Linked DNA regions of Mus musculus: region 2 is linked to region 1. The links are chromatin contacts, found by Hi-C or POLR2A ChIA-PET in ENCODE. All regions are on one chromosome and are shown on one strand. The core of a region is the stretch at or near the end of the contact, and the rest is flanking DNA. Distances in the headings are between cores, read along the strand shown. Region 1 has its middle 9.4 kb from the start of Gm41290. Region 2 holds the start of Mtdh (metadherin).

Region 1 (6,400 bases), core at 2,282-4,781:
GCTCCTCTAGTAAGACCACATCCTCTCATTCTCCCCAAAGGGCTACCATCTGGGGACTAAGCATTCAAACACAGACATATGGGCCTGTTCTCATTCAAACGCCACATTCCCTTTCTCTAAGAATAAAATTAGATGTTTAAAAAAAAATCACTTTTTAAACTGCTAAATATTTTATCTCTGCTGCCTTAAAAACCTTTCAAATATTTCTCTCTGTTTCCTGAAAGAGTGAAAAATTAAATTGATCTGGTCTCTACTACACTCTGGGAGTGATTTTCTCCCACAGCAGAATGTTCAAGGAGATAACAATTTTCAACTTCAAAGCTATATTTCAAGTCGGAGTTAGTGTCTGAAACTCCAGATTGAAGCAGAGTGATAGTGAGAGCTTTGCTGAGCTACGTGCAGGGAAAAGGTAGGATTGGCCTTAATCAGACCAGGGATGAACTTCAGGTCAAGTTCAAGAACTTGGTAATAATTTATTCTCAGCTGAGCTAATTGTTTCTGAAAAGTCTCCTTTCATATCTCAAACTGGCTTCGGTCTTTGGGAGACCTTGTGATTTGGGGTTGATGGTGCTCCTCATCAACCTTATCTGGTAGTTCTACAATTATAAACACCCCAGGGCTCATGTCCGTCTGGCCAATGTGTAGTAGACATTTCCGTCCCATCCAGATGGTCTTCCTGGCAGGCCAGCTGGGCCTGTGCCAACGTCCTGTGATGGCTTCTCGAATTGTATCAACCTTCATACATCATGAATCTAAGAGGCAGTCTGTTCTCTATTGTTAAAATTTTCCTATTCAAATTCATATTCCCTTAAGGACCATTTGTCTTTTGGCCTATCTACAAGCAATTTGCCTTTGTTTTCAGTTCTTGAAAGGCTCAATATTCCTTTTTCTGCCTCCCAAGTGCTGGGATTAAAGGCATGTGCCACCACACCCGGTTTGGAATTTTATTTCTTTATACCTCTATTTACTTAGTGGTTTCTTAGCACCTGAGAGTAATCCTCTTTATTCTTAGGTTTGCTCCTTCAGTGCAAAGACTTCAGTTTTAACCCCGAATCCTCCTGACCTAAACCAAAAAGCATTCCCAAGTATCAGCAGGTATCAGAACACTGAGACTGTTATTGGATTTCTCTCCTCTCTCTCTCTCTCTCTCTCTCTCTCTCTCTCTCTCTCTCTCTCTCTCTCACTCTCACAGTCGCACATGCACACACCACACACACACACACACACACACACACACACACGTACGCACATCTCAGAAATTGTTCCATCATGAGATAGGATGTCTTTCACCACATAGCCCAGGTTGATCTCAGACTTATGATTTTTCTTGTAGTTTTCCCATGTCTGCCTTCTGGAACTGTAGACACATACCCTGTTCAAAATCATTTAAATCATTTTTGGTCATTAAGATGTATATCCATGCAGGCTGGAGAGATGGCTCAAAGGTTAAAAGCACTGGCTACTCTTCTGGAGGAGCTGGGTTCAATTCCCAGCACTCTCACGGCAGCTCATACCTGGCTGTAGCTCCAATTCTAGGATATCTGGCACCATCAAACATACATTTAGGCAAAACACCAAAGCACATAAAATATAATATAATAAAATAAAATAAAAAAGATGTGTACCCAATGCAAGGCTAATGTTAATATACATATGTATAACTTGTAAAGAGAAATGCTTCTGTGTCCACACTGTTGATAATTGGTCTTGGTTTATATAGAGAACCCAGTAAAAATTATATCACTGTGAATAATAGCAACATTATCTTTTTTTTTTCACAAACCCCATAGAAAAAAGTCCAACCAGAAGATTGCTCACATAGAAGAAACAAAGGTAGCGAGAGGATCTCTCACATTGGAGTTTGTAGTTCTCATCCATCCAGGGAACCAGCTAAGCCAGTTTGGTCACCATCCCAACCAGGAATTACTTGTTCACTTCCATTTCAGTGTCAAGGACATGACCTTCCTTCAGATGCAACGTTCTCTGTCTCCATCTCAAGCTGTCCTCAGGCAGCTGCCTTAAAACCTGCATTCTCCAGGAAGCTTGTCTGACCAACTCCACTGGCCTAGGATCTTTTTCTGTACTCTACATTTCTCAACTTTAAGGTTGTCAGAATTAGCAAATATTAATACAGGATGCCCAGTTAAACCTTAGTTTCAGATACACAATGAAAACATGTTTTTAAAACATAGGGCCTCGGGAGACAGAGGCAGGTGGATTTCTGAGTTCGAGGCAAGCCTGGTCTACAAAGTGAGTTCCAGGACAGACAGGGCTATAGAGAAACCCTGTCTCGAAACAACAACAACAATAACAAAACCAAAAAAAAAAAAAAACATAGGGCATTCTTATTCTAAAAATTATTTCAAATATTAATAACTATTAATAGGATTCTATCTGGCCACTCAAATTTAAAGGTATTATAAAAAAATAATTACAGACCTTTGGTATTATGCTTGTTTATATGTTACCTCCAGCTTTTCTGAGAGTGATTGTTATTTCTGTGTTTTTCTAAGTAGATAATAAATGCTTTGAACTGTCTGTGGCAAAGCCCTCTTCCTCTATGCTACCAGTGCCATGAATAAATCTTTAACATGAGCTCCATGTTTATTTTCCTGACTGGAAGGAATTCTGTGAGGTGAACATAAAGCAATATAAGGTCTATTAAAGAGATTGTCAAATTAGAGGGTTATATGATGACTCAGCAGATAAAGGCACTTGCTGCTAAGTCTGATGACCTCAGTTCAAACCCTGGAACCTGAATGATTTGAAGAAGAGAGAGCACTCTTTCAAATTGTTCTCTGACCTTCTCCCCCACAAAGAGATAACAAATCAATGCTTTTTTTTTCCTCTTTTGATGGAGGATAATATTATGTAGCTCTAGCTGACTTGAAACTCAATATGTAGACCAGGTTGGCCTTAAACTAACTAGTAGGGAAATCTTTGCTCCTGGAGTGTTTCTGGGGTTAAAGGTTCACACCTATCCAGTATAAATGTGATTTTTTTTTTGTCAACATAACCTAAATTTCTAAGGTGTATTAGAGAAAATCAGAAGTTATGTTTTGCTACATTTTATGCATTACTAAATTCTGCCATTATCTTATCTGCACATTGTATTAATAGTAATTCATTTTAGGGGATTTCTTGTATTGGCTAAGGAAAAGTACAGCTGCTGTAGCAATTGTTGTAGATCCCTTTCATCATTCAGCAGATGCAAAAACTGCCCTGTGCTGTAGCCAGTGGCTGCTCTGCTGATTTCCCCATGCCAGCAGAACCCTGGCCTCTTTATTCCGGCAGAAGGGGGACAGACATTTCTGACTCAGTTCTGACAACTTGCCATGTGTTCACTTCCAAAGGTTAGGATGTAGTGGCCTCCTTCTGAGTGTCATCTGTTTGTTCTTAGCAACGAGAACAAGTGTTTAAAAAGAAATTGAGATAATATTCATATCAAGTTTATTCCAACAACTGAGTGGAGTGGGGTCAGGAGGAGCTGAAGCCAATACCACAAAGCTCAGAAGTTGGACAAGTTGAGTTTTCTTGGCAGGCCACTCTGTGGAGGTGGGGATTTTGAAACATGATTCTTGATTTCTGGAGGAACTTGCTAGTTGGGAAGGCAAGGCTCATGAGAGACAATGAAAAAGTAAGGGGCCGTCAGGGCGGGTGCAGGGACATTCTTTTATCTCAGCAGAGCAAAAAGGGAAATGGTGACAGAGAAGGGAGGAATGGTGTGTCTGGCGCAGTTAATCAGGGACTTCCTTGTTTTCAAACCTAGAGTAGTGTGGAGTGTTTGTGATGAGAAGAAAGGAAGTAGTGGGGTGGGAGGGATCCTGTTTTGTCCTATTTTTAGAGGGCTGGGAGGGGGAATACCCGACTCCCATGACTAGGGTGAAACCACACCACCGGCCTGGGCAGTGTGTGTGTGTGTGTGTGTGTGTGTGTGTGTGTGTGTGTGTGTGTATTGCAGTTAGGGGTGGGGCTCTGGGACAAAGGCTTACTCAAACTCTGAGTGTTAATGAAATCAGGAAAATGTGAAAAAGGAAAATTATTAGCTCTACTGTAGACTTCTATTTTAAAATAATAACTTATCTTCATTAAGTAAATGGCTCTAAGTAAAACTTCTTTGTTTACTCCCCCTTCCTCCTTCCCCTCTGCCCCCTCTGCCCCCTCTCCCCAGAGTTTGAGCATGTGGTGTTGAAAGGGTCAGCTTAAAAACTTTGGGAAGGTCATGAAACACTTGCCCCTTCAGAAGGGCGAGTCTAATTAACATTTTTCAGACAACAGGGCAGAACCGACCTGCAGGTGGGGACACATTTTGCAGGACAGACCATTGTCCACTTTCAGATGAGGGAAGTCCTTGTCACCTCATTCCCTAAAGACCAATCAATTTAAAGAGTGCACTGTTCAGCTAATCATATTGTGCCTAGTTGCTGATGCTCCATTCTGCCCCTGGAAACCATATAAAAACTTGCCGAATGGTTGCTAGGGGTCACAGTCTCTCCTTTGGGTCTGGGACAACCCTAGTGCACTGGAACAATAAATTCCTCTTGCTTTTTGCATCAATATTGGCTCTCCGTGGTTCACTCAGGGGGTCCCCAGTAAGGTAAGGCTCCCCGGAGTCTTACAGTGTGTGTGTGTGTGTGTGTGTGTGTGTGTGTGTGTGTGTGTGTGTGTGTGTTGCTGGGCTACAGATGTGCATCACTGCATCTGGCTCTAACACAGGTGATGGGATTATAACTCAGGTCCCCATGCTATCAAAGCAGTTACTTTCTGGACTTTATTTTTTTCTTAGAGACATGTAAGTCATTGTTCCGTACCTGTGCTTAGCGTCTGAATGTACAGCATCACCATCAGAATTTCCTCTGAAATGATCACAAAACTGTGTGCTACTATATTAACCAGATCTCAAAACAATTCCATATTTTTTCCTAGAGAGTTCTCATGTTCAAATACATACATACATACATTCATACATACTTATATATGTTACTTTTAAAAGGTAATGAGAGGTTAAGCATGGTAGTGCATACCTTTAATCTCAACAGAGGCAGGGGAATTTCTGTGAGTTTGAGGCTAGCCTGGTCTACAAAGTGAGTCTAGGAAAGCCAGGGCTAGTATACAGAGAAACCCTATTTTGAAATAATAAATAAAAGGCAATGAGATTACATACTATTGGTAGCTAAAAGCTACTGAGAGCTTGCTATACTATATGTCAGTATGTCAGATACTGTTCTTGGGCCCTTTCCTGGAGACCCCATGAAATCTTCACAATAACATGGTTAAGTGGTATTATTTATTTTAGACAGCCTCACTAGCTAATCCTGGCTTCCTGGAACTCAAAGAGATTCCCCTCCTTCAGCCTTCTGAGTTCTGTGATTAAAGGTGTGAGCCACCCAAATCAGTGTCCTGTACTTTTTTTTAAAGATTTATTTATTTATTTTATGTATATGAATTCATTGTAGCTGTACAGATGGTTGTGAGCTTTTATGTGGTTGTTGGGAATTGAACTTTTTAAGACTTCTGCTCGCTCTGGTCAGCCCTGTTCTCTCTGGTCAACTCTGCTTGCTCAGCCCCTGCTTGTTCTGGCCCAAAGATTTATTTATTATTATAAATAAGTACACTGTATTTGTCTTCAGATGCAACAGAAGAGGGCGTCAGATCTCATTATGTGTGTTTGTGAGCCATCATGTGGTTGCTGGGATTTGAACTAAGGACCTTCTGAAGAGCAGTCAGTGCTCTTTTTTTTTTTTTTAAAGATTTATTTATTATTATATGTAAGTACACTGTAGCTGTCTTCAGACACACCAGAAGAGGGAGTCAGATCTTATTACAGATGGCTGTGAGCCACCATGTGGTTGCTGGGATTTGAACTCTGGACCTTCGGAAGAGCAGTCGGGTGCTCTTACCCACTGAGCCATCTCACCAGCCCGAGCAGTCAGTGCTCTTACCCGCTGAGTCCCTCTGTACTTTTAATATATAAAAATATGTTAAATTATTAAAAATCAATTGACTTTGCATGTTAGTACTTTGTAATCTGCCTCTACCTCCCTCCCCACACACTTAAATTAGGATGTAACACATCTTCTTTCATGTCAATACAGATCTTACTACTAATAGGGTACAGTGTATGGAAGTGGCCCTGAAGCTCTCTCTGCACTTAGACTTTGCTATGCCTAGATGCTCTTGCTTATGTGTGAGATTGACTGGGCCACTGGTTCCACATTAACATGTGTATGGAGTTATGCATTTAAACCAGTGGAATGGAAGCCAGAATGCTCTAACAGGAGCCTCACCTAAGTCACCAGAGACTTGATTAGAACAAGCATGATGGGACAGGAGGTGAGTTTTGTCTATGTCTTCCAGTCAGGACACTTAGCTAATCTTGCTTTCACACATGAACTTTGGA
Region 2 (6,678 bases), core at 3,585-6,084, 36 kb before region 1:
TTAAAAAAAAAAAATTGGGGGTGGGGGGGAGGCGGCACAGAGTCTTGCTGCATAGCTGACCTCTAATTCAAGATCTCCCTTGCCTCTGCTTGAATTTTATGATTACAGGCACACCACCACTGCATGGCTAGGAAGATTTTTTTTTTCTTTTGATGAATACCAGTTCAAAATGGCATGGACCTCAAAACGTAATTCTCTAGCCTCAGTGCCGAATTACAAGGTCATCTGTATAGCGGTGCACATTTTTAATCCCAGAACTTTGAAGGTAGAGGCAGGTGAAGCTTTGTGATTTCAAGGCCAACCTGGTCTACATGATGAGTTCCAAGACAGTGGGAGCTGCATAGTGAGACACTGTCTCTAAAACAAGCATACAAAAAAGAAAAGAATAAAAGTTCTTATAGTATAGACTTTATAGTTCTATTCCAGTGAGTGGTTTTCAAACTAATCAGCATGTTACGAATACAAATTTAAGAAGCCAGGCAGCCGGGTGGTGGTGGCGCACGCCTTTAATCCCAGCACTTGGGAGGCAGAGGCAGGTGGATTTCTGAGTTCGAGGCCAGCCTGGTCTACAGAGTGAGTTCCAGGACAGCCAGGGCTACACAGAGAAACCCTGTCTCGAAAAAGAAAGAGAACAAAAAAAAAAAAAAAAAAAAAAAACAAAAACCAAAAAAGAAGCCAGGCAGTGGTGCACACCTGTAGTGCCAAAAACTCAGGGCTAAGGTTGCAAGGAGCACTTGCAGCCAGGAATTCACAATCATCCTGAGTAACAGGCAGGTACAAGAAAGCAGGTTCCCTAGATCCAATTCTAAAAATTTTTAACTTTAGTGGTCTGAAATACAACTCAGAAATTCAGAAATTTTAAGGGCATTCAAACTGACTCTACTGCAAATAGCCAAAAAGGGAGACTCCTTCAGTGTTTTAACTAAGATCTTCAATTTGGACATATATAATAAGTCAAACAGATTAGGTTAAATGTTTTATTCAAATTTAGGGCTCCCTATTCCTCTCAAGCTGACAGGACTTCTCCAGCTTTTAGTACTTCTCAGGCTTTTCCCACTAATCTGATTCAATCTTTTACTTTAAAAGCAACTTTTGAGATTAGACATTTGGTGCCTCCCTCTCCCCAACCACAGTGGGGCTGGCATTGTTGTTTTGAATAAAGCGCCTCAGTATCCATTGGAGAGGAATTCCAGAACTCTCAAGAATACCAAGAAGCACAGATGCCAAGTACCTTATAAAATAAAATAAAATGAAGTATTGGTATGTCAGAGTACTTATACTTAGTCCAAAGTACATATTTTATATACAGTTGCTATGCAATATAGGTAAGGAACTAATGACAAGGAAAAAGCCTGGACCTAATTCAGTACAACTGCAGTTTTCAAAAATCATTGATCTGGGGAAGAGAGGTCTCATGTATCCCTGGATGGCCTCAAGCTTAAGATGTATGGGATGACCTTCAAAGTCTCATTCTCCTGTCTCCACTTTGAATGTTGGGACTACAGGCATATGCCAAGACCCCCAGTTTATGTAGTTTTGGCCAACGAACCTAGGAAGTCATGCATGCCAAGTAAGCACTCTAACCAACTTAGCAACATCACCAGGCCCTAAAAATAAAATGTTGGTCCTTAGTTGGTTTAATCCATGAAAGCAGAGAATACACAGGGAGTGGACTGTGTATAAACATCTTTTGTAACTGGCACAGAGCTCCCTGGGGAGACAGAGTTTTTACTTTTCATGTTTCCTTCATAGTAAGACATAAAACACCACCTTTTTTTGCTTTCAACCTGTAAGTAGGCCTTGTTTGATTTTTTTCCTCCCCTAAGTAAAAATGCAGCACAGTACAAGAAACAAAATGAACAGGAAATAATGAAGTTTATACTTAGCCCTGGAAAGCAGTATTTTTCTAAGGGGAGGGTGGGATGGGGGTGTCAGGCCTTATAATCAAATAAGAAACCAATTTTGTGAGTCACAAATGCATTAAAGAAAAACAATTTTATGCCTGTGCTAGAATACAAAATATATTTCTGAGTTGCATCATAAGTTTCAGGACCAGCCGGAAGGTAGTGGTGCATGCCTTTAATCCCAGCACTTGAGAGGCAGAGGCAGGTGGATTACTGAGTTCGAGGCCAGCCTGGTCTACAGAGTGAGTTCCAGGATGGCCAGGGCTACACAGAGAAACCCTGTCTCGAAAAAAAAAAAAAAAACCAAAGTTTCAGGGCCATAACTTCTCTAATACATTCTTACTATGTGGCAGAAGGTTATTTTTTTCACCTAATTCACATTCAATGATCCAACGTCAATTCCAGCTCCTCAAAGATCTCAAGTAGGTTTACTTATTACCCATTCCCCCTTCCTTAACACAAATGAAAATCAGGATGAGCCAAATCCTATCTGTTGTACATTTTTCATAGTGAAGTGTGTGTTCTTCCTTCAGGTGAGTCATCTGTGTCATGATGCACTTCAAATGGACTCTCGAAGCACCTGTCTCTCTCCTCAGGTCCATCTGAAATTCTAAACATCCTAAAGAGACTTTGATATTTTGAAATTTCATAACTTGCCACAATCCACACAGGCCTTAGTATTAATGCACGCAGTTTGTTTCAAGATCACCTTTACTCTGAAACGAAGAGTCTACTTTCATTAAAACATTACTTAACCCTTGATGCTGTCTACAGAACTTTTAATTATGCATGATCTCAGTGTGCTGTTTTCTCCTCTCCTAACTTCAGAAAGTATTATACTGATAACTTTCTAGGTTTCCTCTCTTCTATCTTCCCACTCAGCAATCAAACCATGAGTGCTTATCATATGAGCTGTCAGCTTTCTATTTAGTACTTATGGGTCCATGAACAGAGTTTTTACGAACCTGTCTCCCACTCGATTGACTTTAATTCTTATGTGCCCATCAAACATACCAGAGCACATCTCTTCATAGTAAGAGCCTGGTACTTACTGAAGTGTTCTCAAAAGGTGGAGACTTACATTCAGATAATATTGGAGGCAAAGTTTCTCTATGTAGTCCTTGCTGTCCCGAAACTATAAAGATCAGGCTGGCCTCAAACTCAAAGATCTGCCTGCCAAGTGCTGGGATAAATGCATCCACCACCACCACTACACTAATAAATATTTCTAATGTTACTTATCTTTCATATTACACAAATTATGCAAAACAGGCTACTAAACAGTTCAGTGGGTAAAGGCACTTGCCAAGAAGCCTGAGTACTGGAGTTCAATCCCCAAGATCCACTCTGTGGAAGGAAAACCAACCCCAGTAAGTTCTCCTCTGACTTCTGCATGCATGCCACGGCACAAGATCTCTCCAACAAATATACACAGAACAAAATATTACAGAGAAATCACAACACAGGATACAGAAGTAAAACACTAAGGCCTAACAAAAATGGAATAGCTTTCGCATTTCCACATGTGGTCCAGCAAACTGCGGCTTGAAATCTCCTCTCAACCTTCTTCAGCATTTTAATCTGTCACCTCTTTATGCTTTATTAAAAAACAAAAAAGTCTTCCACATCCTTTGACTGTACTATAGACTACTTTGCTGTACTTGCCTTATGTTTTTCTCGGGGCCATATATCCCGAAGGCGTATTAGATCGCCAGCTCCCTTTTGCCCAGTTCCTGTACCAGCAACCCAATGGCCACACTCACCAGGATAAGACAGGGTAACCATTTCCCTTTAACATTTCCAACTAAGATGAGTATGGCTTGATCTGAACACCTGTAATCCTCTTTAAGCCAGTTTTTAGGTCACCCCTATCTTCCGTGACGGTCTCAGGTCTCAACGTGGCTTGAGATAGACATCTCTCTCTACCGGGCAGTCTTTTCAGAACTTCCCAACGTCACTGTAAGGTCCCATTAACCTCCACATGCAGCCTACTTTCTTTCACAGGCCTCTAGGAAGGATCTGCTTTTGGGGAAACCAAGGTTCTCATATGATGGCTGTAAGTTTGGTCACTTTTATTTATACCTACCCCTGGAGTTAATTTCCATTCAGGAAAACGCGACTTTCCTACTGGTTCTTACACTTTCCGACTTCCCCCTTCTCAAGGAACGTGTTCACCTACCACCTCGACCTGAGCTCTCGCTTCCCTTGACCACCGGGCTCCTCGCCACTACTCACTTTGGGCTTTTCAGGAAGCTTCTTCCGGTTCTTCTTCTTTTGCTCCTCGCTTCTGAGATTCTTCAGCTGGGCTAGGTCGTCGGGGGCCGGAGTCGGCGGGGCCGCCTCCTCCCGTTTGCGGGGCGGGCTCCTTCGCTTCTTGCGGGCGCCGGCGCAAGCCGCGGCCCAGCCGTAACCTAGAAGGAAGAGCAGGAGCAGCCCGAGAGCGCCGGTGCCCACCAGGATCACCCAGCCCGGGTACCGCTTCGGCTCTAGCCCCAGGTCGAGGCCCAACTCCGTGCGCAGAAAACCTAGGCCGACCGAGAGCAACTCCCGCAGCCGGGCAGAGCCCTCCTCGGCCTGCTGGGCCAGCTCGTCCTGCCAGCTTCGTGCAGCCATCTTCCCTCCCGTCAGAGAGACTCGCGGGATGACGCCGGGGAGCGGAGCCGCCGCTGGAACAGTCGTGGGAGGCGACAGGGCCGCGACACCTCAGGCCGAGCGCATCGCGGCCAACCCTCACGCCGGAGTAGGGGATAGAGGGCCGCCGCCGCCACGGGGAGAGCCAAAGGTTCCCAGTCTCCGCAGCCGGCCTCACGCCGCCGCCACCAGGAGGACACGGGGCGGCGGGGACAGAGTGTCTCCAGAGGCGGCCGCTAAGCGGCGTCGGGGCGCCAGCGCCAGGACCCGCTGTCCTCCCCCGGCGGAACAATGGCGGCTCCGGCCGCGATCCACGCTGCGCGCGGAGGCCGGTCGGGTCACGTGGAGGCTGTGGGCGGGGCATGCGTCACATGGGGCGATGGGCGGGGCCGGGCGGACTCTAGTCTTGGAGTGGGGTCTCCTTGAGCTGTGTGGGTTTGGAGGCTTGGGGCGACTCGGAGCTTGCGAAGCGGGAGCTAGAAATCTGACGGTGGAACTCCTTCAGGCTCGGGCTTTCTGGATGCTGAGAGGGATTCAGGTGTGAGGCCTGCGCACGAGCAAGGCGGCCAAACCCATCGGAGTATGAGCAGGCTTTCCGCTCTCTTTCCTGCAGTGGTGGTGCAGTGGACCGGCTTTTTCTCCCTAGGTCAGGGGCCAGTTGGATGCTTCCAGAGGGAGCTCGGTGGACTCTGAGGCAGCGAGCACGTGTAATTCACATCCGAGTATTTCTTCGGGGCGGACTAGCATATTAACGTTTGCCAACGTTTGCGTCTGTTCTGTCGTTCACTCCTGCTGTCTGTTGTCAGGCTCCAGATTTAAAAAGTCGGCAAACCCGTGGGAGGCACTATTATTTTTCTACTGATTTGTAGCCTTAATAGGAAATATTGAGAGGAAGCCCTTAGACTGTATTTATATGCAAGAGAAGCATATTATTTTAAGCTTTTATACAACCCCAAAAGAATTGCAATTTTTGAATGCTTGTGTTGTCCAACAGTCAAATGTAGCATTAGAAGGAAACTAGGTGGGTTGGGGAATGTCGCTCAGCAATAGAACATGCTTACTGAACATATGCAAGGCTCTGGCGTCGATTCCTAGCACCAAAAATAAAGAGCTGAGGCGCTTCTTCCCTTCTTAATTTTAAAAATGCTTGAGGACTACCCTACTATTTGTATTTTGACTTTGCGGTAAGGAAACAGTGTCTATAATTAAATGTTAATTAGCATGTAAGCAGCTGAAGTAAATACAAACTAAAAACCTATTCATGTATTTTGACCCATCAGTATTGTAATGAGTCTTGTGATTAATGGGTGGAATAGAGTTTTATACGTAATAAGCTACTCTTGCTAAGCTTTTTTGCAGACTTATAATTAAGGGCTAAGTTATAAAGGCCAGAACCTTAAAATGAGATCTGCATGACCTCTAAAATTAACAAATTCCATTCATATTTTTGGAATAAGATTTATAACCCCACCTATTTGGGTTGGTCATAGTTTTTCTAAGAAGTTCTACTGATCGTTTTAGATCATCACCTGTGGATTTATGAATTAGAGAATTACAGAAATTGTAGGTTAGCATACTAGTCCCTTTGACAGTCTAGCAAGTAAATGATTTAGTAAGATCAGGTCATCTTGTAGTTTTTTTTTTTTTTTTTTTTTTCCACTTGCTGTATTTGGTATCAGGGACATACTTGTCATTATATCTCGCCCTCCTTCTCTCACTCCCTCCTCTTTGTGTATGCACATGTATATGCACTTCGTTTTTGTATTCATGCTGGGGATTAAACCCAGATCCTTAAGCATGGTAGGCAAACGCTCTCCCACTGAACTATGTCTTTATCCCACCATGCACTTATATTTTAAAAACAAAAAAGTAGGGTCACAACCAACTGGTTTGCATTCATTACAGTTAACAAAACTTGTAAGAATATAATTATACTTCCAGAAAGTTAGGGTTATTTGTTGCAATAGCACAAAGATTAGATTAAAATTTAAATAAAGCAATGCTTTGAAAGAATCAGGGCAAAACAGCTGTGTGTGATGGAATACTAGCTCTGCTCTAAGTAGACAAAGTCCTAATTCCTCGTGAATGACAACGATAAAATGCAAAATGTGTCTAAAACTCTCTATGAGAAGTTCAGGGTTGG

The links. A loop is a pair of places that touch in the nucleus more often than their neighbours do. ChIA-PET counts read pairs that join two places held with the same protein, here RNA polymerase II (POLR2A).
Region 2: a map of heart shows a loop between it and region 1 (6-fold over the local background). The contact joins the promoter of Mtdh here to the enhancer-like site in region 1. A Hi-C loop is called at or near these places in 22 of 37 maps with a recorded cell type or tissue (CH12.LX, CH12F3, adrenal gland and 7 more). POLR2A ChIA-PET finds 5 or more read pairs at or near these places in 4 of 5 experiments (Patski and embryonic stem cell).

Annotation. Positions count from the first base shown.
Region 1 is chr15:34,043,963-34,050,362 of GRCm38, reverse strand. No RefSeq gene overlaps it. Among named protein-coding and RNA genes, the nearest start is that of Gm41290, 9.4 kb to the right of the region's middle. Within about 2 kb of position 3,531, at least 2 of the 3 ENCODE cell types and tissues checked have a DNase peak (open chromatin) inside an H3K27ac peak, as active enhancers do; they include gastrocnemius and heart, where a contact is called at or near this core.
Region 2 is chr15:34,080,875-34,087,552 of GRCm38, reverse strand. It overlaps Mtdh (metadherin), which reads right to left and starts at 4,834. Exons shown (of 12, transcript NM_026002.5): 1 at 4,140-4,834. The coding sequence starts at 4,517. It overlaps Gm41291, which reads left to right and starts at 4,327. Exons shown (of 1, transcript XM_011245387.3): 1 at 4,327-5,811. The coding sequence starts at 4,546. The coding sequence ends at 5,079.